Linked DNA regions of Homo sapiens: all the other regions are linked to region 2. Evidence: chromatin contacts called from ENCODE Hi-C data. All regions are on one chromosome and are shown on one strand. The core of a region is the stretch at or near the end of the contact, and the rest is flanking DNA. Distances in the headings are between cores, read along the strand shown.

Region 1 (3,798 bases), core at 185-2,684, 5.1 Mb after region 2:
GTATTCAAGAAGAAGAATTGTCTTTCAAATATTCCTACTAAACTCCTGCTTATCACTTTCAAGAACTTAGCTTCAAAGTTAGCTCTTCTGTAAAGCCTTCCCATACCTCTCTATGTTCTGGCTTCTTTCTAAGATTTTTTTAAGGAAATAAACATTACTCATATAGCCAATATCCATGTGGATAAAGGCTCCTTCTCTTCCAGGGGTCTCCCCCATGCTGGAGTTCGCACGCATTCTTCCCCAACATGCTTTTATACTTTTATTACATAGTTACGTACCAACAAATTGTTATGGGAAGGATAATTTTACGTTAATAGATATTAATATTGCATCAATATCACATTTTTTTTGAGACGGAGTCTTGCTCTGTTGCCCCGGCTAGAATGCAGCGATCTCGGCTAACTGCAACCTCCGCCTCCAGGGTTCAAGCAATTCTCCTGCCTCAGCCTCCCGAGTAACTGGGATTATAGGCGCCTGCCACCGCCCCTGGCTAACTTTTGTACTTTTAGTAGAGACGGGTTTCACCATCTTGGCCAGGCTGGTCTCGAATTCCTGACCTCGTAATCCACCCTCCTCGGCCTCCCAAAGTGCTGGGATTACAGGCGTGAGTCACCGCGCCCGGCCAATATCACATGTATTCTTTTGCAATTTGCTTTTTTTCATCCAACATTGCTTTTAAGATAGTCAATTCATAAAGAGTATTTCACTGTAGGGATATGCCAATACATTAATTCACTGCACTTTTGACAGATATTTAAGCTGTTTCCATGCTCCATGTTACACTGTGCCATATTTATCTGTTATTATATCTCTTCTTCTTGCAAGACAATGAGCAATTCCAGAACAGAAAGCATCCAGAATTCCTATCCCTTTCCCTAATTTCCGGTACACCTGCAAATCACTGCCTGCGTAATGTGTTTCGCATGGAAAAAGATGCTGTGTACCTGGCACACAATAAGCACCACTCCATAAAAATGTGTTGAAAGAATAAAAGCTGACAAAATGTTATTTTAAATCTTGCGGTCTCTACTCACTTCTCTGCGGTGTAAGATTTAAGGGGGAACTGACTCAATTCTCACTAAAAAGTCCCTTAGTATTCCAATGTGGACGTAGAGAGATCTATGAAACAAGGTCACTTCACAATTCTCTTGCTTTCGCGTTAGAGGATCTCAAAGCACTACACAAACCGCGATTTTCTCCAGTGATTTTTCCTCTCAATGTGCCTCAAGGTCAGTTCAGAGCAGTATTCAAAGCTTGAATACTCTTCACCAGCAGCTGTAAAGGGCCGGAAAACCAGAGTCTGGATGTAAATAACAGTAACAAACTATTCCCGGATCTTGTTTTTTCTTTTCTTTTCATGGGTCCCCGTTTGCGCTCTTAGTCGGCTTACCCGTCCTGTTCCAGGAGCCGACAGGGAACAGCCCACCTGGAGCAGGTCTTGGGCCACCACTCGCCCCGCCCCCCGTCTCTACTCCTCACTCGCTCTCCCCGCTCCTATTAAGCAGCCAACGCTGGGTGATCTCCTCTCCAGTTCTTCGTGGTTTCATTGTAGCCTTGATATACAAGACAAATGCACACTTTACTCTGGGCTTAAAAAACCATCTATCATCATCCTTTGGGCATGACAAATACATTGTGTGTTTCAGAGAAATTAATCTGGTATTTAGGGGGAGAAAGGCATTTCCAACCAGTCTCCGTGCAGAACCTTCCCGCAAACCCTGTAGCGGCATTTTTCGACACTTTTCTCCTCCTTTCGGCAAGCCTCAAACTTGACCTTCGAGAGGATTTTAAGGGTAGAGCCTTCCTCCCTTTCCCTCGTCTGCTCCAAGAGCTCACGTAGGCCTTCTTCTGGGAAACAGCGGCTCAGGACCAGAGCTCGGAGAACTGCGCGTCCAGGAGCGCGGGCGCGGCCGGGGAAAAGGGAGGAGGCGGCAGGAGGGGGCAGGAGGTGGAGGGAGGAGGAGGATCGGTCTGAATATGCATGAGGCACCCAGCACTGCCCTCTTCCCCGGCAGCTGCTCGGGCGGGGGCGAAGGAGGGAAGGGGAGGGGAGGGGAGGAAATGAGGCTGGGGCGGGGTGGCCAGAGCAGCCGCAGAGGCTGACGCGGGTTTGGAGAACGGAAGAGATGATTTGCATGGCGCCTGGTGATTGGCTGATGGCCGGGGGCTGGGTCTGAGAGGCGGCCCCTGAATGGTTTAACGGAGGAAATTACAAGATTCATTCGACTAAAGAAAGCCGGGGCGGGCCTGGTCGGCGCAATATGCAGCCTGTCCGCAAGGGGGCGCGATGGCCTATCTTTGTTCTGGTTAAAGGCTCCTTTTCCCTCCTCCCCCGCCCCCGCCTCCGCCCCCGCCCCCGCCCCCACCCCCCACACACAGACACACACGCAGAAAGTGCAGAGAAACCCTGTGATCCAGTCAACTGGCTCTGCCCCATCTATTAAGAAAGATGAACACTCCTTTCTCTTCCATCTCCTTCATGGGAGACCACTTTTCATTTCAGATTATCACATCAATAAATATTCTTCGAGGAATAAAAAAGGCACTTTGCCAAAAGATAAGAGAATATATATGCAATGTCTGGATTGTGGAGAAAGACAATACATGAAGGCAAGAGAATAGGCACATATATGTAAATATGCACATAATCACCTCCGAGAACGCAAAGCACGGGAGGTAGAGACAAACAGAACACCTGGAGAGAACACATATCGCTCACAAGGTTCTCACAGGCTGTGCACGCTCTTCCACACACCGAGGCACACACCCACTGACCGGCACGCAGTCTCCCCCTCCACACACACACACACACACACACACACACACACACACACACAGAGACGGACCTCAGAAAAGGCATCCAAATGAATTCACACTCAGTGGAAAGACTGCCGAGAAAATACTAGAGAAGAATTAAAATGGTTCATCCCCTCCCCCTCCAAAAAAAATACTCAAGCGAAATGACTCTATTTGCATAATACTAATATACGCAGGACGCAGACACGGGCAAGAAAAAAAAAAGGCTCCATTTGATGCACACCAGAGAATGGGTGTATACACACACACACACAAACACGCACACACGCACGCGCGCCTGCGGGCGGGACACACCCACAGCCTATGTCCTCCGCCCACGGGCACGGGCAGAGCACCGATGCCATCAACAGCGCTCAGTACAGTTGTCCAGAAAACACCAATGCGAGAAAAACGAAAGAAACCCACCCTATTCAGCCAAGGAAGCACCACTGGGGAACCTAGGTTTTCTAAACACACACGCATACACAACAGGCACACACACACAACCTTGTTAGACAAGAGAGTTGAGTTCAAAGATATAATAGATGCACAATGGATAACTGAGTGCTGGAGAATGTCATCCGCTTAAACAATACTTTGAAATTGTTTCAGCCTGAAGACAGCTTTCTGGGTTGCTCCCTGAAAAATCATACCTAAGAAAAATAAAATCTCATTGATCCTGCTTTCCTTTTACTTTCTTTTTTCTTCTTTTCTTTTTATTTTTCAATGACCGAATAGAGGGAGAATTCCCTTTCCTCCAAAGGAGGGTAGCCCTGTTTTTGTTTTTTGAGTCCATGAACTTACTGTTCATTTCCTAGTGAAGAAGGTGCCAGGGAGCGGTCCTCGGCAGCCTCCCAGCCAGACAGCGCCACAAAAAGGCATTATTACACATCCCAAATAACAAGGGTTGTCTATATATTTACAAATCTGTTCAAACATTTAACCTTTTAACTTGCTAAATATCCCCCTCTTCTCTTTCTTTCTTGCGCTCTCGGCTCTCCC
Region 2 (3,772 bases), core at 394-2,893:
CGTAGCTCTGCAAACAATGTACTTTTGACATCCCAAGCTCACAGGAATAAAAAACCACCTGCCAGTTGTTTCCGTTTTCCACCTATGTCTAATTTATGTACTTATATTTATAAGAAACAAATCACTAAGTCTTATTTCATCCTTAGTTATGTTGTGTTTCTATCGATAACAGCATGAAGATTTCGGGGACCTGGACATTAAAATAAGTTTGAGTACTGGCTTTACAATCTACTAGGTGTGATCCGAGGCAAGTCAGTCTCTTCATGTTTCACTTCTTTCACTTGTAAACATCTATTCAGAAGTTGCTGTGAACTTGATATTTCCATGCTTATAAACTGATTTTTTGAAAAGAGCCTGGTACATAGGACGTGATAATAAATGAAAGCATTTGCTACTTTTGGAAAAACAAGCATGACAAGATAGTTTATATACTGTTGATCTTAAGCACAGTATATGCATCTTATTTTTAGCTAGTCTGACAGTGAGATAATAAAAAGAGTTATCTTTGACTTGCACTACGAGTAGAAGAATTCAACTTCAGTTTCTAGAAAGATGTATAAGAATTAAGAGTGGCAGTCTTCCTAGTCTCAACTGCCATCTTCCCACCAGGTGGTAAATTCGTCCAGAGAAGAAAATGAATTATTGCTATATGGGATTCTGCAGCAACTTCTGTGAACATAGGCTCATAATTTTTCACCATGGAGACTCAAGCTTTTTGGAGTCATAGTTGTTTTTGGGTCTATTTGCAGGCATGCATCCTTTGTCCAGAAATATACATAACATTTGGCACATGGACCTGGAGGTAAAAGAGGAGGAAGGCCTGAGGCTAGACACCACTCCAATAAGTACATTAAGCTCCTAGAAGGGCAATCCACCTTTGCAGAGAACTCTTAACTATTAAAACCTATAGCTTGTAAAGCAGCATTTTCAAAGTTAAGAGAAGAAGGTGGAAGGGTCTTGAGAGGCTACTGACTAAACAGATGAAAATGAAGGTATGGAGTTTGGTGCCAAAAGAAACTCCCCCCAAAAATCAAACAATAACACCAGAGTAAAGCCCCTAGGGCGAGATAAGGAGTTGCAACAAAACAAGCGGAAACTCGAGAAGCGCTAATGCTTCAAAGGGTCAATGACCACACATAATCTACGTAGCCAACGTGTTAAAACACACCAACGCATTTTTTTTTCCTAAACAAAGTAGGAAAGCGGACTTTGCATGAGGGGCGGGCTGCCGACCCAGCAGTCTTCCTCGGACAGTCCGTCCTGATTCTCTCTGGTTGGCCGTGGAGGGACCACATGGCTCCAAGGCCTCTCAGCTCCGGGCCCACACACCCCGGGCTGCCGCACAAACTCCAGCCCTAGTCTAGATCCACAACCCCTTCTCGAAGATCAACCGCGACCTGGGAGCCCCACTTCTTACCATAGCGAGGCCGGCGATGCCGCAGCCACATCACCCTTCCGGGGCTCAGGCGGAAGAGGCTGCATGTCCCGTCTGCCCTTCTCGCCCTCTCCAGCCGTCCGGTTGGGCTTGTCACGGCACCGCCTACCAAGACGGGCGGTTAAGACACTAGGATAGGCTCCTCTCCACCGGAAAAGGCGGGATTTAGATCACGTCCCGCAGGCCGGCGGAAGTAGCTGATACTCTCATTGGTTGCAAAACCTTGATCTGTGAAAGCGGGCGTTTTGGAAGATACCGGAAGTAGAGTCACGGAGAGGTAGGATCCGGAAGTGGGGCTGCCTCTTTAAATAACAAAAATCTGAGGTTCTGTTCTTTTTATCTTTTTGCTTTCTTTTTAAAAAAGTTCCCTGCTACTTACCCCTAGAACTCCACAATGCGAGAATCCCCCTCAATTTGTGAGCTCCCGCGACTTCCTCTTGTGGGCTTTTGGGGATGCTAGGGTTCTCGGCATTATCCTCAGGGTGCGACCTGTTCACCCCCTTTTCAGTTTCTCCGTTTGCATCTGAGGGATTCTTGGGAATGCGAAGCACTTTTGAAATGCTCTGTGTTGGTTGTGGGATTGGGAGGACGGTTGAATCCAGAGGGTAGTGTTGAGTAGGCTGTTTGAGCATTTCCCCAGCACTGGCCTGTCCTTTCAATCCCCAGATATTGGTAAACTGTGGGTTCCAACCAGGCATCGAGGCTGAAACGTACTAGGCAATTTGAGGTCAGGAAAGAACTTTCTGTGGTAACCAATGGGAAGGAACTGCCGTTTGCGGACTGCAGCGATTGATTAGGTACTTTAAAGAGATCAACTGGCAAGACAAATGACAAGGCAACTTTTAATCAGTAGTAGTATTTAGCTTTTTCTGATTTTAATTATCCCATTAGGTGAGGTTCTACTACACACACACGTTTTTCTTTCTGCATTTTATCGATGGAGAAACAGGCGCTTTGACATGTTTGAATTTGCGTAGTTCTTGGAATTCTAATAAAGTATTAGAAATGAGAGTTTTTCACTCTTTGCCCCCTTATGGCAAGCTTTTGGTTCTAAATGTGTGGTGTATTTTTTCTCAGGCAGGAGAGAGTTCTTTTCAGAATGTTTTCAATTTTTTATGGACTTAGAAGGTGGATAGAGAGAAAGAGAGAAGGTAACTCACGTGAGATTTTGGTTTATGAACTGTATTCGGCCTATGAGACCCTTTTGTATTTAGGGCAACACAATGATTAGAAGATTTGGGATTCTGCTATTTGTGTTTACATTGTTCACTAGGGCACACAAAGGTTTTGTTTTAAACTATAACTAACTTGATATTTGAGTCTGTTATATTGAATTGTCAAGAGTTGGTCAAATACACAAATTAGCAAGTATTTACTGGGTGCCTGCTTTATTCATGGATCTTCAGATTGCAGCATAGGAACAAAGATGGTCTGTTCCTTTAAGGAATTTAATAAGGTTGGGGGAGAGGGGAATAAGAAAGGTATTTAAAAGATACAGTACTCTCCACCTAAGGATAAAAAAAGTCTTTTAATGTTCTGTCTTGTAATTCCTTTATATTATACCTTTTAGGTCTTGCCATTCAAATTAAACAAACCTGGTTTAGTTATGGAAATTATGTTGTGCAATTTATCGAGCTTGGCTTTTAGGGCAGTAAATGTGTCTGTAGACATAACTGCCCTTGGTTTCATGTGAAGATTGTCTTGATCTTTGTTACATATAAAGGTAATACTTCTGTATGAAGCTCTGCTTCAGGCTACCTGTGAAAAGCATCAGAAAGCTTAACTTGTTAGAGATCACAATTGATTTGCTATATCTATATATTTTAATTAATTTTAGGCTATGACTTCTTATGTACCTGAGCTTCAAAACAGTAAAGAACGGCATTGCCAGTTTTTAAGTTATCTATAGAGAAACACATATGCCAATAAATGAGGCTGAACAAATATGTATAATGTTTATTGCATTTATGTAAAACATCAAAGTTAATCTGACGTGGTGAGTTTTTTTTGGGAGGTGGTAGTTTAGCTCCATTGTCTTACATAAACCCCCTACTTTTTGGTTTTCAGATTATATCACAATTTCTAAAATCTTTCTGGCAGCTTTGCAGTGAATCCTCATTTAAAACCATCTTGGATCCTTTCCTTACTAGAAATAAAATCTGTCTGTGTTATTCCTTTGTTCAAAAATTATTATTTATTTTTATTTTTGAGACAGGATCTTGCTCTGTTGCCCAGGGTGGAGTGCAGTGGCACAATCATGACTCACTGCAGCCTCAACCTCCAGGGCAGAAGCGATCTATCCTCCTCCCTCAGTATCCCCAGTAACCGGGACCATGG
Region 3 (4,007 bases), core at 396-2,895, 5.3 Mb before region 2:
GCCTGACCACCTCGGGCACATGTCATCAGGACTTCCTGAGGCTGTCACAGGCATATCCTTAACCTTGGCAAAATAAACTTCTAAACTGATTGAGACCTGTCTCAGGTACTTTCTTGGTTTACAGGAATTTAAGCAAATTACAGGACTGCACTACCCATGAGTTTGTGAAAGGAAAAATAAATCTCAGGACCCCAAAATCACTAAGCCAAAAAGAAAAGTCAAGCTGGGAATTGCATCGAGCAAACCTGCCTCTCATTTTATTCCTGAATAAGATAGCTACAAAGATTAAAAAAAAAAAAAAAAAAGCTACATACCTCCCTGACAATTTGCCCCCAAGGAAATTCCTTGTGGGCCTCAAGACCTTCACTCTAAAACAGTTCTGTTGTATTTCACCCTGGCAATGTAAATTGATAGCTTATCTTCACAGGTATGGGACAAAGAACAGAACTCAAAGTCACCCCTCTACCCACCTGAGACAAATGCGTAACTGACTGCTTCCTCTGCCCTACTGTGTATGTAAAATCGCAGATTCATTTAGCCGACTAAGGCATAAGTGACTATTCTTCTATCCCTCTCTCACATGTAAATTGTGTATTAAGTGAAAAGCTGATCAAAGACTCAAAAGAATGCAACCATTTGTCTCTTATCTATGACCTGGATGCCCCCCAACCTTCTAGTTGTCCTGCCTTTCTGGAGGGAACCAAGGTACACCTTACCCATTGACTAATATCTGAGGTCTCCCTAAAACGTATTACACCAAGCTGTGCCCCAACCGCCTTGGGCACATGTCATCAGGACCTCCTGAGGCTGTGTCATGGGCACGTCCTTGGCAAAATAAACATTCCAAATTAAGACCTGTCTCAGATACTTCTGGTTCACAAGTTATTTAAACAGCATCTCACAGCCTCTGGGGCGAGCTTCGGGGAATCTGACTGGAGAAAGTGAGGCCACATAAGTTTGCTGAGTGTGCTAGAAGTTCAGGCCCAGTTCTCAAAGCCTGCCAGTCACGCCAGCCATGTTAGGTCACACGGCTCCACTACGGTCTTTTTTGACGAGGCCCAGATCCTCCGCATCCCCCTAAACTTCAGAGCCTGCTTTCAAGCCCATTTGAGAGCACAGCTGGGATCCCGCTTCCCCGGGCCAAGTTCAGCAAGGAGAGGCCGGCGCGCGCACACAGGAGGCACGGGATCAGGGCCCGGCCCGCCCTCGCAGGCCGCGGCCCACCACCTTCCCACCGCGGGCGCCGAGAAACCGGGCCACCGCCGACTCTTCCGGCAAATCAGAGCGGCCAGTGAGCGGAGAGGGACGGGAAGCGGCGTGCGAGGCTGGCGGGCTCGGGCGTCAGCGCGCCCCGCTGGGTCCCTGCCAGTCCCAGCCAACTGCGGAGCCCCGGGTGCGGCCTGGAGTTCGGAGCCCGCCTCGGGCCTCCTCGGGCCTGCGCTCCGCTCAGCCTCGCGGGCCGCCATGAGGTGACGAAGAGGAGGTGCAGGGCGCCGCTCCCGGCTCCTTACCGCTTCACCACGCCGGTCTTGATCTTGATCTGTCTCACGCGAGGATCGGCCATGGTCCCTCGAGCGCCGCGAGAAGGAGGGGCGGAGAGCCGGGGTAACCGTGGAGGGCGACGCGCAGAGGCTGCGGCTATTTAGGCGTGGTCGCCGGCGCGCATGCGCAGGCTGCGCGGCCCGTCGTCCCCGCCACGCCCCGCGGGGCGGGTTTACTAGAGGGCGGTACCCTGCTCCCGCCAGTCCCTTTACCCCTCGTGCGCCCCTTTACCCGTAGTGAAACGTGCCCTCCTCCTCTCTCTCGGACTGCCCCTCTTTTTACTTCAGGCGCAAGTTACACTATCCCGGTCTCCACAGCCTGGGCCTTTGGGGAAACTAACGTCTCTCTGGGACGTTGCTTTGCGGGATTATCTGCTTAATGGACGGAGTGACCTAAAAAATGTATTAAGGGTATTTTCGATGTCGTTATCTGGTGTCAGATGAGGCAGAGTGATGCATGTGTAGTGAAACAAACTGCCATCATGCACGCAGTCAAGAAAATCCTTGCCCTTTACCTCAAATCCCTGCAAGAAGGTTTGTAGATAACGTGCCTTTCAAAGGAAATGACTAACAGAACTTCTTCAGATGATCACTTATAGTGTATCCTAAATATTTAACTTACAAGAATGTGTGTCGCACACAAAACCTTGGGCTTCCTAATCAGACAAACCGGCTTACAATCGAGGTTCCACCCTTTAATAGCTAGACTATTAGCTAGACAACACTGATACGTATGCTGTTTAGCCTTGCAGCTGATCAGTCTGCAAAATGGAAATAATAATGTCCATTTTACAGATTAGGTATAAGGGTTAAAACACCTAGCTCATTGTCTGACGCATGGTAGATGCTGAACAACATTTGACTATTTTATATGTTCAAAAATATATTTGTTGCATAAAATGAGGCACATCTACAGTGAGCTCTAGCAGTCCCTTCCTAAGAGAATCTCCTGAGGAATACAGGGCAGAATCGCCCTTTTTAAAATTGCTTTTCTTTTTCTTTTTCTTTTTTTTTTTTTTGAGACAGATTCTCACTCTGTCGTGCAGTGGCTTGATCTCGGCTCACTGCAACCTCCGCCTCCTGGGTTCAAGTGATTCTCCTGCCTCAGCCCCTAGAGTAGCTGGAATTATAGGCGCGTTCCACTATGCCTGGCTAATTTTTTTTTTTTTTTTTTTTTGTATTTTTAGTAGAAACGGGGTTTCACCACGTTGGCCAGGCTGGCTAGAACTCCTGACCTCAGGTGAGGCCCACCTCACCCTCCAAAAGTGCTGGGATTACAGTCATGAGCCACCGAGCCCACCCCCTTTTTAAAATTTCTTGGTACCATCCTTCAAAGACACCCATATGACTGTCTTTTTCCTTCCCTAGCCTGACTTACTCATTCTCACTTTCATGACTGGTCCTGGAATCCCCTTCTATCCCGCCAGCCCAAGGCCGTTACTTTAAATCCAGGATCAAAACTGAGCAAAGTCTACTATGACTCACCCCACCTGTTCAATCTTCCCTGGATGCTTTGGAGTCACCCAGTAGTCATCATTATTTTTAGTATATTTCTTTTTCAAATTATTGTTTGGTCCTTCGTAAGGGTTTTGTTCAGCTTCGTAGTTATAAATCCTGGTTCATAAACATGTTTAGAGGCAAGATTCTTGTCTTCCATAAATCTTCCTTCCCCAACCTCCTCCACCTGTGTTTTGTGCACAATGGGCACAGAATTCAATAAATATTTTTATTCTGCTGGCTGGTATACTGATGTGCAATTCCAAGTCACACAGCAGCGCTGTGAAATACTGGAGGGAGGGGTAGATAAAACACAACAGCAAACTTACCAAAGCAAAATGACATGCACACACACACACAAACACACACACACACACACACAAACAGCAGCTACAAGCCACAAACCAAAAGATGGTGCAGCTAGGGCTTTTGCTACCGTTAAGGTCTTTCCTTTGATTAGGTAGCAAAAACCATGTAACTCGTCATATTTTCCTTTTTTGCTTTGGTTTCAAGAAGCTCAGAGCTCAGTTTTGTGCTAATTTGCAGGAGTTTCTCTCAAACTAGGCTTCCCAATACAAATACCTGCTATTTCCCCCCAATCCCCAATTCTGCCTCCCTCCTTTTGCCCCCTTTCTCTTTGTTTTAATTGATTTGTATCTGTGCCTTTACTATAAATCAATAATCAGTAAATGTCAGCAGCCAAAAGACCTCTGCTGCTACTGCCATTGTGTGTTTCCAGGCCCATTCCCAGGCTCTGGAGGACACTTTGTGAGTTTATCTGTGTCTGTGTATACAGTTGACCCTTGAACAACAGTTTCGAATTGTGCAGGTGTGTCAGAGGTGTTTGAACCAAAGCAACTCCATCTTGAATAGGGTCTGGGTAATATGAGGCTGAGATCTGCTGGGCTCTCTTCCCAGGAGGTTAGGCATTCTTAATCACAGGATAAGATGGGAGGTTGGCAGGACTGG
Region 4 (3,857 bases), core at 787-3,286, 7.6 Mb before region 2:
CACTGGTTACTTTTTCCCCCGGTCACTCCACTCCCCCAACCCCCAAAAAAGTAATTATCAGTAGGTCAAAAGTACAATTTGTTTCGTAAAATACTTAACACATCACAATACTAATATGGCAGTCAGCTTCCCATCTTATGAGCAGTGATGAAACTACCAAAATCACTGAGAAGCAAGTAACCCACTTCCTATTACCAACTGAAAATGTATACCTACTACACAATGTGTTCAATAGAGATTCCTAAATTACAGGATACATTTAATCTAAAGAAATCCTGAGGAGCTTCTCGTTACTGAAAACCTTGCACTGAAATTTCAAGAATGATCACAGCATCAATATACAACATAATTTTGCTGCTATACAAATAAAAGTCAACACTTGCAATCCTTAGTTCTGACTACTCATGCCTTTCCTGGCCCCCTTCTCATTAGCTTTCTAGACATTATAAAAGCCTAATATGAAACAATTCCACAAATAATGTCCAAGTGATTTGCCAAATATGAATACTGGAAACAGGGTGATTTCTTAATAGCCACTGGCTGCACATGACATAGTATCTTATGACCAGCTTGTTGAGGGACTGGCCCAGCTCCCCCTCTCCAAGTTAACTGCTAGCTCCAGCCATGTCTAAAAAAGTTTAACAGGAAGGGAGAGAGAAGTCAAAAAGGCTACGTGAATCTTCTTACAGCAAAAACTTAAAAAAAAAATCCCCACAACTATGTAATATCAAGAGATCATCCACCTGCAGTCCTATAATGACTGCTTTGCTAAAATTTTGATACAGGGATTTTAAAAAATATATAAAAGATAAAACATCTTTTCCTTACCCTCGACCCCTTACCGCAAAAATATTTTATTATTAAGTAATGCTCTTCCTGGACTAAAGATCAGTCTCCATTCTCACATGTTCCAAGTTACTATGAATATTTCCTGTACCCATCATGTGCCGATTCAATATCTCTATTCTGAACTAAGGTACAGGGTGAGGGAGAAAGTCCTCCACATTCATCTGTCTCACTACATCTAACCTAGCAGAATTCAACACCTCAAATTTCAACACCAAGCTGAGTCGCTCCAGCTTCTGTCGAAAGAGTTGCGTCCGCAGTGCCCCCCAACCTACTCGGCTTGGCATCCTCAGAGAGACCAACCTCTTTTAAGAGGTCCGACTTGAACCGCTCCCATGCCCAGTCGTTCGGACACCGCTGAAGCCCAACCCGGATTCCTTACACCCGGGACAGCTGCCGCCCTAAGTCCCAAGTCACGGCGCGCATCTGGCCTCCCAAACTGGATCTCAGGTTTATACACCCTTTCCCTGGTCCTCGGCTGCCCCCGACGAGCCCCCGGGCAACAAGGACAGTGCCCCTATATCCCCGCCTCATCCCTAGTCGCTGCAGCAACACTCAGCCTCGCACCCCGGCACGTTCCGCGCCTCCCGCCAGCCCCACCCCACCGCCTCAGCGGATTGCCTCGCTGCAGGTGAGTCTGGCCAGGGGTCCCTTGGCACCAGGGGTTGCTCACCTTACTGAGGACCCCGCAGCGCTCCACAGGCGGCCCAGACTCCGTCTCTGGATCCTCCTCCGAGCCCGACGAGTTCCAGCTCTGATTATCCGACATGGAGGCTCGACAACCGAGCAGGAGACCGGCCCCCGCTCCCTCAGCTGCGCCGGAGGAGGCGCCCAGTCCTCGGGGTGAAGGGTCGGGGGATGGCGAAGCGAAGAGTGCCCGCTCCGGTGTGGGGGGGAGCAGGAGGAGGGACGAAGTCCGCCCGCCGCGCCGCCGCCGCGCCTGACACCGAGCGGAGCGAGGAAGGAGGACGAGCGGTGAAGGAAGCCTACCCTTCCAGCCGTCAGCCGCCGCCGCCGTCGCCGTGACCCCTGCGTTGCGCCCGGCGCTGCCACCCGAACTTAGCCCCCTCGATGCCAATTTCAAATAGGGAAGGAAAAGGGAAAAGAAGGGAAGAGAAAATCCGGCCGCTGAGTCCCGCGTCCACTCACACCTCCGCTACCGCCGCCATCTTCCTGCCTGGCCCACTATTTACCCTCCCCTCCCCTGTCCTTTCCCCTCCCCTTCGTCCTCCCATTCTCCCCCACTACTCCCCGCCCCGTCCCCCTCCCGGCGTCTGACGCGACACGCCGAGCCTTCGGGATCCTCCTCCCGAACCCTACCTCCGGCTCTCCCGGGTGACGACGGGTAGAAAAGCAGGAGGAGCGGAGAAAGGAGAGGGCGGGGTAGGGATGCAGCTGTGCTGCATTCTGGGAAGGGCGTTGGTCCGTCGCTCGCGCAGCCTCCTGGGAGTTGTAGTCGCGATCCTGAGGTAACGGGTGAGTATCCCGCGCGGGGATCGCTTGTCCCCTTGGGGCCTTGTCAGTCGGTGGGTGGGCTTCGTTTGACAGTTGCGTGACCAGCCCCTCGGCCTCGCTTCTATCCTTGCCTTGTGTGTTTATGACGAACCCTCCGGGCTTGCGGGCCCAGACGTGAGAGAGCTTTCCGCTGAAGATGACGGGCCTGCTTTCCAGGGCGGCTTGTCGAAAGCCCGGGAGCATCTGGCCGCTTCCGCCTCAACCATGGGCTGGGGTTTTGTGAGCTACTAGTGCCAAGGGTTTTCTTTCCACCAGACCACCGCTGTAAATCTCGAGGGTCTTACTCATTAGAAGTTAGAATTCACATTTGACGTTTAAAGGAAGAATTTCCTTAGTACCTTCTCACAAGCACGCACTTCGCATTTTTAGATTTCTAGAGTTTGCTTTGTAGAAAGTAATTTTGAGGTTGTCAGAGAATAAATGACGTTAGAAAGGTTTTTAAAGTAAAACAAGAATGTGAGATGATAGCCTGGGATTTTCTCTTGGTTGTAAATGAATATCTTACTGAGAACCACGTTAACCATGCCTGCCCCTCAAAGATAGGAAAGGTTGGATATATAGAAACTTTCTCGTATTAGAAATACCGAAGTGCAGTGGTTTTGTGTGTACAAGGGATTAGGCAATAGGAGGCTATTTTTGTTTTAAGACTAGGGTTGAATTAGCAGAAAGACCAATAGAAGATCTAACAACTCTTGTCAGTTGTCAAGGATAACTTTGATTATGAGACTTTGACTTTGTAGCTTCAGTAATTTCCTCTCGTTAGCTATTTTAATATAGTCGATTTCCTTGTAATTGCCAAGAGTAAAATTTGTTATTAAACCTTAGAAAGAGTACTTTCTTACTACAAGGATGGGACGATAGGAGCGAAATTTCGAGTCTAAGGGAAAACGCTGGCCGAGTGTGGTGGCTCACGCCTGTAATCCCAGCACTTCGGGAGGCCGAGGTGGGTGGATCACCTGAGGCCGGGAGTTTGAGACCAGCCTGGGCAACAAGGTAAAACCCCGTCTCTACTAAAAATACAAAGATTAGCCGAGCATGGTGGTAGGTGCCTGTAACTCCAGCTCTTTATATCCTGGTTTCAAATCTAGGCTTGATGACCTTCTCCCATATCCCAGTATCATATTTTTTTCTTCCTGCATGGGGGATTAATTACGATTCTGAATGGTTGGTAGCATGAAGCTAGGTTATCCCTATCGTGGCAATGGATATTTAAGTAGGCATTGCCAATATTTATCTTGCTTTCTTTTACTTTCTTCTTTTTCTGACCATCCACACTCCATTTATATTGATGAGTTCTTTTACTAATATCAATTATTATTATATTATGCTCATACTGCCATGTCTTATTCTGCAGCTTTGATCCTTAAGGTGACTTTGCATATCTGTCTAGGACTCCTTTATCTGTTGATTTTTACCATTTAAGTCTCCAAAGACAGCTGTATTTTTGGAAAAGTGGGAGGGAAGAGGTAGATGGGGATACTCATTGATACCTTAAT
Region 5 (3,701 bases), core at 570-3,069, 8.3 Mb before region 2:
TGCTGTAGAGAAGAATGAAGCAGGAAGGAGGAATTGGGACAGTTAGAACTGTAAGTAAAGAGATCAAGGAAGGCCTCATTCAAACAGTGACATTTAAGCAAAGACCTGAAGTAGATGAGGGAGGAAATTCGGGGGATTGAGGGACGGCGGGGAGGGGCGCATTAAAGGCAAAGAGATTATATAACGTACTGTACCTAAAATATACAAATGCTAGTTACTATTTCTGGTTTTAAAGAGAATGATGAGATCACCTTAGAAAATGGAGCCTTAAAAAACTGCTTCAAAGGCGGGGCTCGGTGGCTCACGCCTGTAATTCCAGCACTTTGGGAGGCCGAGGCAGGTGGATCACCTGAAGTCAGGAGTTCGAAACCAGCCCGACCAACATGGTGAAACCCCATCTCTACTAAAAATACAAAAATATTAGCTGGGTGTGGTGGCGAGCGCCTATAATTCCAGCTACTTGGGAGGCTGAACCTGGAGAATCGCTTGAACCCGGGAGGCAGAGGTTGCAGTGAGACGAGATGGCGCATTTGCACTCCAGCCTGTGCGACAAGATTGAAACTCCGTCTCAAAACAAAACAAAAACTGCCTCAAAGCCGGGCGCTGTGGCTCAAGCCTGTAATCCCAACACTTTGGGAGGCCGAGGCGGGTGGATCGCTCGTACCCGGGAGTTCGAGACCAGCCTGGGCAACACGGTGAAACCTCATCTCTACAAAAACTACAAAAATCAGCCAGGCTTCGTGGCGCGAGCCTGTAGCTCGCTACTTTTGAGGCTGAGGTCGGAGGATCGCTTGATCCCGGGAGGTCGAGGCTGCGGTGAGCCGAGCTCGTGCCCCTGCACTCCAGCCTGGGCGACTGGGCGAGATGCCGTCTCAAAATACCCATAAAAACAAAAACAAAAACAAAATACTGCCTCAAATACAAGCACTAAGAATTAATGAAAGTATTCTTTTGGTACAGTTCTTTTTGTTCATCAACTGAATCACGCTGCAAGCTGTGAAGTAATTAAGGGAACTTCTGCAACTGTGCAGTAAAAGGGTAAACCTGATAGTGTATTTAAGTAGACGTACTTTCTGGTAGTTAATTACTTCTTGACACTAGGGGGCCACTAAATACAAGTCCACTCAGCATTTGATTCGGTGCACCAAAATGCCTCAGAAATTTCTGGAATCAGTCCTGTACCTCCAAAAAACCAGAATGTTATCTTCTTCTTTTCTAACAGCTGCAAAGCCCCAGTAGTTCCATTTTTCTGTACACTAAGTTTTCATTCCTCAGTATCCTTCACAATCATGCACACATTACACAGAGTGACCGGAACAAAGATGAGTCGACTTCGCCGAATGATAGAGAAAAACTTCCATACTGAGCGAACACCGAGGGGAGTCCGGAGGCCCTGTTGTCCTCTTCCGTGGCTGGCTGTGTCCGTCGCAGCCTGAAAGGTCAGCGGTACCCAGCGCTGTGACAGGGTCACAGGCGCGCGATGTCTCACAGCTCGGAGCAGTACTCACCTGGCATTAGGCCGCGTGCCGCAGGCCAGCTCTCACCGCTGGGCTCTTGAAGCAGGAGGCGCGAGCCGCGCCAAAGTCTGCAACGGCCTCAAGTCTCGACGCCAGCCTAGGCAAAAGGCAATGTATCTAAACGAAAAGAAAATAGGCTTTCTCCGCTCTACCGCCTCGGGCAGCCACACCTCCACACTTCCGGCGGTGTACCGGCCAAATGCCGCCTGCCAGCAACTTCCGTCCTCCTAGCTAAAAGCGGAAAACAGAGGCTCGGAACCGCTGCGTGGTTCTTGCTCTTCACTCGGCCGTTTTAAAGGGTGACTCTTTCCTGTCCCGGCCTGCGTGGTGTGGGCTTGTGGGTCTTTGAGACCCGAAAATTGAGAGCGTTTTCGCACTCCAGCGGCTGCTCCTGGCGGCTCTGCGGCCGTCACCATGGTAAGGAGGATGCCTCGGACGCTCGCGACACACAGCGTCTGAGTTAGTGGGACCTGAGGACTCTGGGGCGCTGGGGTAGGGGGTGAGCGGTGGTAGGCGGAAATGAGAACTGCCAAGAGAAAAGGATGGTAGACCCGTGGGGTGGGCTCTGAGGAGTGGAAACAACTTCACATTCGAGACACAGACGGTATTTGCCAGAACACAAGCTTTGGAGCAAGATTTTACTCTGTCCTGTTTTCTTTTTTCTTTTTGATCCACCGCTAAGAGTCCTAAAAATTCCTGATTTCACCACAAGCGTGGTTATCAGCCCCAGAGCCTAATGGGAATATGGTTGTCCCTTGTACAGTCTTAGATGTCAGTCCCGCCCCCTTCATTTTACTGCTGAGGAAACTGAAGGCGTCCTTGCCAAAGACCAGACAGCTAATGAATTGCGAAGCCGGGCTTAACGGCCCAGATCTAACTGCCAGGTCCTTTCTCTTTGTGTTACGTCTCTATAATCTGCGTTTCTTTGCAAAATGGCATTCCATACACCCTTCATGTGATTGCTGCAAAGTTTATGTGATAGCAGTTGGTAGCAGCACACCTTGTTGGTTGTTACTTAACATTGCTCTCTGTGCTGGACTTGGCTTTGTATCATTTTTATTTTTGCAGCCTTAAAATACGAATAGACTCACGCCTGGCCGCGTGTTTAAAACGTGTCTAAAATGCAAAAAGCATCCCATACATTGCTGGTGAAAAGAAAAATAATGCACTTTTGGAAAACGGTCTGGCAGTAAACACACGTCCACATGAAGACTTGCATGCAGTTGTTTATTGCAGATTTATTCGTAATCACCCAAAACTGGGAACAACCCTGATACCTATCATCTGGTCAGCGGGTAAACAGTGGTGTATCCATACAATAGCATACTACTCAACAATAAAAAGGATTGAAGTTCCTATACCTGCAGCAAATTGGGTGAATCCCAAAAGCAAGAAACCAGATTCAAAAGGCTATGTACTACTGTTGATCCCTGTTTCATTCTGGGAAAGGCAAAACTGTAGGGATAGGTATCAAACTGAGGGTTGGGAAAGAGGATTGACTTAAAAGTTACATAGGGAATTTTAGGGGGAAATGGAAATTCTTTGTATTTTGATTGTGGTGGTTACAGAACTGTGTAGTTAGGAAAAACTTAGAACTGTATACCTAAAAAGGACAGGTTTTACTGTGTGTAAATTATGCTTCAATAAAACTGACTTAAATTTTTTAAATGTGAAATGAAGGTGTTATTAAAAAAGCAAATTATGTCAAGGAAAAAAGATACTGTAATCAGTTCATCCCTTTTGTGGTCCAGTAGATTTTGGACCATTCCCTAATGAGATTATTAGAGATGTAAGCCCTGATGCCTCATATCATTCAAGACCAAAATTTAACTTACATCATGTGAATAAACTTAATGGTGCAAGAATCATTTAAGTAAGTGAACATTTGGATGAAACAGGGTCTTTGTGCTGTGTAAAAGAAAGCATTTTAGAATAATTGTCAGTACTTTAAAAAATTAAAATAATATTTCTTCCATCATTATAGCCACAGAATGAATATATTGAATTACACCGTAAACGCTATGGATACCGTTTGGATTACCATGAGAAAAAGAGAAAGAAGGAAAGTCGAGAGGCTCATGAACGTTCAAAGAAGGCAAAGAAAATGATTGGTCTGAAGGCTAAGCTTTACCATAAACAGCGTCATGCTGAGAAAATACAAATGAAAAAGACGTAAGTGGTCTC
Region 6 (3,646 bases), core at 229-2,728, 7.5 Mb after region 2:
TTTATTTCCACTCATTTAACCAGGTCTTTTTTTAATCTTGTGTCTTTAACCTAGGGAATGTCTTTGAATCCTGTAGATTCCAGGCAAATTTTATACATATGTATATTTTTCTGGGGAGAATTTTCATTGCTTCATATTCTCAAAAGGCATCCATGATCAAAAAAGTTAAGACTTAATATACAGCAATTTACACTTGGCTATACCGACCTACTTATGTGTCTTGTTAGACAGTTTCACCCTAATAATTTGTACTTAGAACTTCAAAATTGGCTTAGTAGTGCAGCTAACTGAAAATCACTAAGCAATGCCCCAAAGCCATTTTAGATACTTGTTTCTATCAACCTCTCTCCACGATATATTTCTAAATATAATTTAAAGGTCAGAACTTCACCTGTCTCACTATCTCTCCACTCCCCTTTATAATGAAATGCAGGCAGCTGACTATCGTGTTACAAATCTGGGTATTCTGAATGATCAAGAACTGGCTGTGTCTTCAACCGAAGTGAACAGACTGACCCAGGCGATCACTCCAGTCTACTACTCAGAGATTAGAAAATACATAATATTTAAGTCATCTGGCTCAATTCTATTCACCTCTCTTAATTCTCTTAGAGCAGGAAAAAGGCACGAACTCCCTTTCAGAAACTTGGAACAAGCCTGCGTGCTACCTAGATTACGAGGGGCCACAAAACAGTGTTAAAGCATTCTTCAGCTCAGTCTGTAACTGAAAACGGTTTCCCAAACACCTTCGTACTGTAGAATGGCTGCTGGGTGTTTCGCCTTGACCTTCTTTAACTAAGCAAGGTGCAATAAGAGGGTCACAGGGCACAAGTTAAAGCTGCAAAGGGACAGAATCAAAGGCACCCTATCCGCTGCCAGGGACAATTTTGTTTTTTAAAACTTAACTACCTCCTCCCTCTGTATTCCACACGTCAAGTTTTTCTTTCCCTGCTATCGTCAGCGAAGATTACGTCTCAGAGTCTTCTGTCACAGCATGACACTTGAACGATGTGACAAGATGCCGTCAGCGAATATTTCACGCCAACATAAAGTCGTGGGAGAAATGCTGTGTTTGGGTGGGAAATTAGCTGCCCAGGTAATCCAGCAGGTAGGCGTCCTTCCTCTGAGCCTCAGTTTCCCCGACAGTGTGACAAGAGGGCCTGGCAGGGCTGGTCTGGAAGTTCTTCCCTGTCTCGGGGGTGTCCGCCACACGGGCCGAGCCCGGCCCTGCAGCCCCCACCACACCTGTGGCCGAGGCTCAGCGCCTCCCGTGAGGACGCAGCTGGGGCTCAACCCCGCCCTCCTGGACCGGGCTACCCTCACCTCCTGCCACCATCTTTACCTGTCCCCGTTAGCAGGGAGCACTCTGCGAGAAGATGGCCAAAAGGTCCGCCGCCGCCGCTGTCCCGGGTAAGTTCATGGCCGAGCCTCTGCTTTGGGCTGACCCCGTCCGCCTCCGCCTCTGCCGCCAACGTCTCCGCCTTCCGGGCCGTACGCCGCCGCCACGTCCGCAAACCTGAGATGCGTCATCGCGTCAAGTGGGCGGAGGTGGGAAGGGGCGGGGGAGGACGCGGAGGGCAGCCCAAAACGGGGGAGTCCAACCACAGGTCCACGCCCGGCACGCAGGCGCAGGGACTCCTCCGGGGCCCGGGGGCGGGTCCAATCCCCGGGCCCGGGGGCGGGTCCAATCCCCAGCCCCGCCCTTGACTCCGCTCCTTCCGTGCCGCTTCACTCCCCGAGGAAAAGATTTGGTGGCCAAGTCAGCGGATCCAACCCGCGACCACCAGCGACCTACTGGCTGCGTCTTTGTCCAGCGTCCACACTGCGCTGGCAGAGACTGTCGGGTGCACCCTGAGGACGAGGCGTGGCTCAGGATGTGTCGGGGAGCTGTCTTGCATTTTTTTCTTGCTGTGCATCTCGAATTTTCTTTAGGGTGGGAAAGGACACCTCAAAAACACTGTTGACATCACGGTTTCAGAAAATTGCGCCATGTTTGTTACCCTTTTCATGCTGAAGACTCCAGACTGCTGCAGAAGAGGCAGAATTCTGGAGAGAAATCCTTGGGGGACCGAGGACGAGGGTTGGAGGGGGTTGTCTCACCCTTCCTGTTTTTAGGTGAGGGAAGTGAGCCACCTAGAGTCAGGCCCCAGGAAATGTTTTCCCTGGCTCGAGGAGTCAAGGGAGTCAACAAATTGTAATCTAACTTATTTTGGTTTGAAAATTAACTGAGTCATTGGTAGTCACCATTGGACTCTATGGAATATTAGCTTATTAAATAAACTCATGACTTCATACATGATTTTTATCACAAATGTGTTAAATGAGTATCATAATGTGTTTGAATTTATGTATGACTTTGGCAAAAGCCGCAACTACTTTTGCACCAACCTAATTAATGAATGTAAAGCATTTTAATGAGTCTGATGTCTCTCAGTGTTGATATTAGAGACGTTGCACTTTGACAACCATGCTAACTGTTACGACAATATCCATTTTAGGCACAAATAGCTGGGGTGCAGGGTGCAGAGCAGTGCTTTTCAGAATGTCTGAATATTTATACATTAGAAAGCCTTTGAAGCTTGGTTTTAAATTGTTTTTCAAAGAGTATGTTTTTGGTTTTCTGGTAAGTGCCTCTGCAAAGGTTAGGAGTTTTGCATTGCAATAGTTTTCTTTTATTAGCAGGGATAGGCACTGTGCTTCCCAGCGCCACAAAAAAAAACTGCAGGAGAAGACTTTTTTAAAAAGTTTGTCTGAATTGTTCTGTGTGTTGTTGCCCTCATGACACCCCTGTCTGTAACCATTTATCACTGAGACGTTCTCTCATCAGCAGACAAAGGATATATTCCCTGCTTGATATGTAGGACTTCGGCTGCTTAGCCCTCATGAATGTTAATGGGAATACAACCTTCTTTCTGTCTATAGGTTACTTTTCTTATTTTAATGTCAATAGACAGCGGAATTAATGTGAGAGCCAAAGTGATAGATTTCAAGCACTTCTATAGGACCGATACCTGTATCCTTCATATAAATAACTTTCTCAAAGATATCTGCATGCTCTTGAATAGTTATTTGTATTTAACAAGGATGCAAATATTAAACTTTTTATAAAAATGGAAGAATAGGATTATATTTTATTATTAGAATATACAAAAGAAGCAGTTAGCGTGAATTTTGGCCAAGTTCCAAAAAGCCGGCCAGTAGGAACAAGCATTTTGTCTTTGAGAAAAAGGATGTCCCCAGTGCTCAGCAGAGCCAAAGGATTTTTAGTGTTTCAAGATTTCACCTGACACAGTTTCTGTTAAAACGCTATAGATGAAAGAATATGTCATTTCTAGGAATATGTGTTTTAGTCACTAACGTTTAGTTTTTGTGAGTTGCCCTAGAGTAGAAGTTGTACTGAAGTGAGAGTGTAAATTGATGCAACCTGTTAGGCAATATCTATCAAAATTTTAAATGCAACTGACTGAACTATTACATTGCTAAGTAATTACCTTAGATTTACTTACAGACACATATGTGCAAGATTTAACAGATATGTTCAGGAATGTTTGCACAGTAATAGCCAAAATCTGAAAATATTTTAAATGTTTATCAGTAGTTGACTGATACTTCCGGTACATTAAAACAATATAATGTTATACTTGGT

The links. A loop is a pair of places that touch in the nucleus more often than their neighbours do. Pooled maps may share reads with other maps.
Region 1: a loop to region 2 is called in a pooled map, with 17 times the contacts of the local background. The contact joins the enhancer-like site here to the promoter of XRCC4 in region 2. A Hi-C loop is called at or near these places in 6 of 50 pooled maps.
Region 3: a map of CD4-positive, alpha-beta T cell shows a loop between it and region 2 (26-fold over the local background). The contact joins the promoter of TBCA here to the promoter of XRCC4 in region 2. A Hi-C loop is called at or near these places in 2 of 168 maps with a recorded cell type or tissue (CD4-positive, alpha-beta T cell and naive thymus-derived CD4-positive, alpha-beta T cell) and 8 of 50 pooled maps.
Region 4: a loop to region 2 is called in a pooled map, with 21 times the contacts of the local background. The contact joins the promoter of CERT1 here to the promoter of XRCC4 in region 2. A Hi-C loop is called at or near these places in 5 of 50 pooled maps.
Region 5: a pooled map shows a loop between it and region 2 (4-fold over the local background). The contact joins the promoter of NSA2 here to the promoter of XRCC4 in region 2. A Hi-C loop is called at or near these places in 2 of 50 pooled maps.
Region 6: a loop to region 2 is called in a pooled map, with 12 times the contacts of the local background. The contact joins the promoter of LYSMD3 here to the promoter of XRCC4 in region 2. A Hi-C loop is called at or near these places in 6 of 50 pooled maps.

The regions. Positions count from the first base shown.
Region 1 is chr5:88,139,402-88,143,199 of GRCh38, forward strand. No RefSeq gene overlaps it. Among named protein-coding and RNA genes, the nearest start is that of TMEM161B, 130 kb to the right of the region's middle. RefSeq lists an enhancer at 1,674-2,175 and a silencer at 2,038-2,087. Within about 2 kb of position 1,435, at least 9 of the 41 ENCODE cell types and tissues checked have a DNase peak (open chromatin) inside an H3K27ac peak, as active enhancers do.
Region 2 is chr5:83,075,904-83,079,675 of GRCh38, forward strand. XRCC4 (X-ray repair cross complementing 4) reads left to right here and starts at 1,644. Exons shown (of 8, transcript NM_003401.5): 1 at 1,644-1,712. TMEM167A (transmembrane protein 167A) reads right to left here and starts at 1,491. Exons shown (of 4, transcript NM_174909.5): 1 at 1,418-1,491. The coding sequence starts at 1,420. RefSeq lists enhancers at 607-1,572, 1,229-1,498, 1,573-2,538 and a silencer at 1,559-1,648.
Region 3 is chr5:77,774,694-77,778,700 of GRCh38, forward strand. It overlaps TBCA (tubulin folding cofactor A), which reads right to left and starts at 1,646. Exons shown (of 4, transcript NM_004607.3): 1 at 1,512-1,646. The coding sequence starts at 1,564. RefSeq lists an enhancer at 1-225 and silencers at 1,243-1,412, 1,533-1,792.
Region 4 is chr5:75,509,593-75,513,449 of GRCh38, forward strand. It overlaps CERT1 (ceramide transporter 1), which reads right to left and starts at 2,037. Exons shown (of 17, transcript NM_001379029.1): 1 at 1,520-2,037. The coding sequence starts at 1,615. POLK (DNA polymerase kappa) reads left to right here and starts at 2,299. Exons shown (of 15, transcript NM_016218.6): 1 at 2,299-2,322. RefSeq lists enhancers at 1,394-1,463, 2,214-2,593.
Region 5 is chr5:74,765,430-74,769,130 of GRCh38, forward strand. NSA2 (NSA2 ribosome biogenesis factor) reads left to right here and starts at 1,820. Exons shown (of 6, transcript NM_014886.6): 1 at 1,820-1,934; 2 at 3,502-3,689. The coding sequence starts at 1,932. It overlaps GFM2 (GTP dependent ribosome recycling factor mitochondrial 2), which reads right to left and starts at 1,688. Exons shown (of 21, transcript NM_032380.5): 1 at 1,509-1,688. RefSeq lists an enhancer at 1,401-1,840.
Region 6 is chr5:90,528,106-90,531,751 of GRCh38, forward strand. LYSMD3 (LysM domain containing 3) reads right to left here and starts at 1,479. Exons shown (of 3, transcript NM_198273.2): 1 at 1,343-1,479. RefSeq lists enhancers at 750-1,250, 1,876-2,135 and a silencer at 1,516-1,765.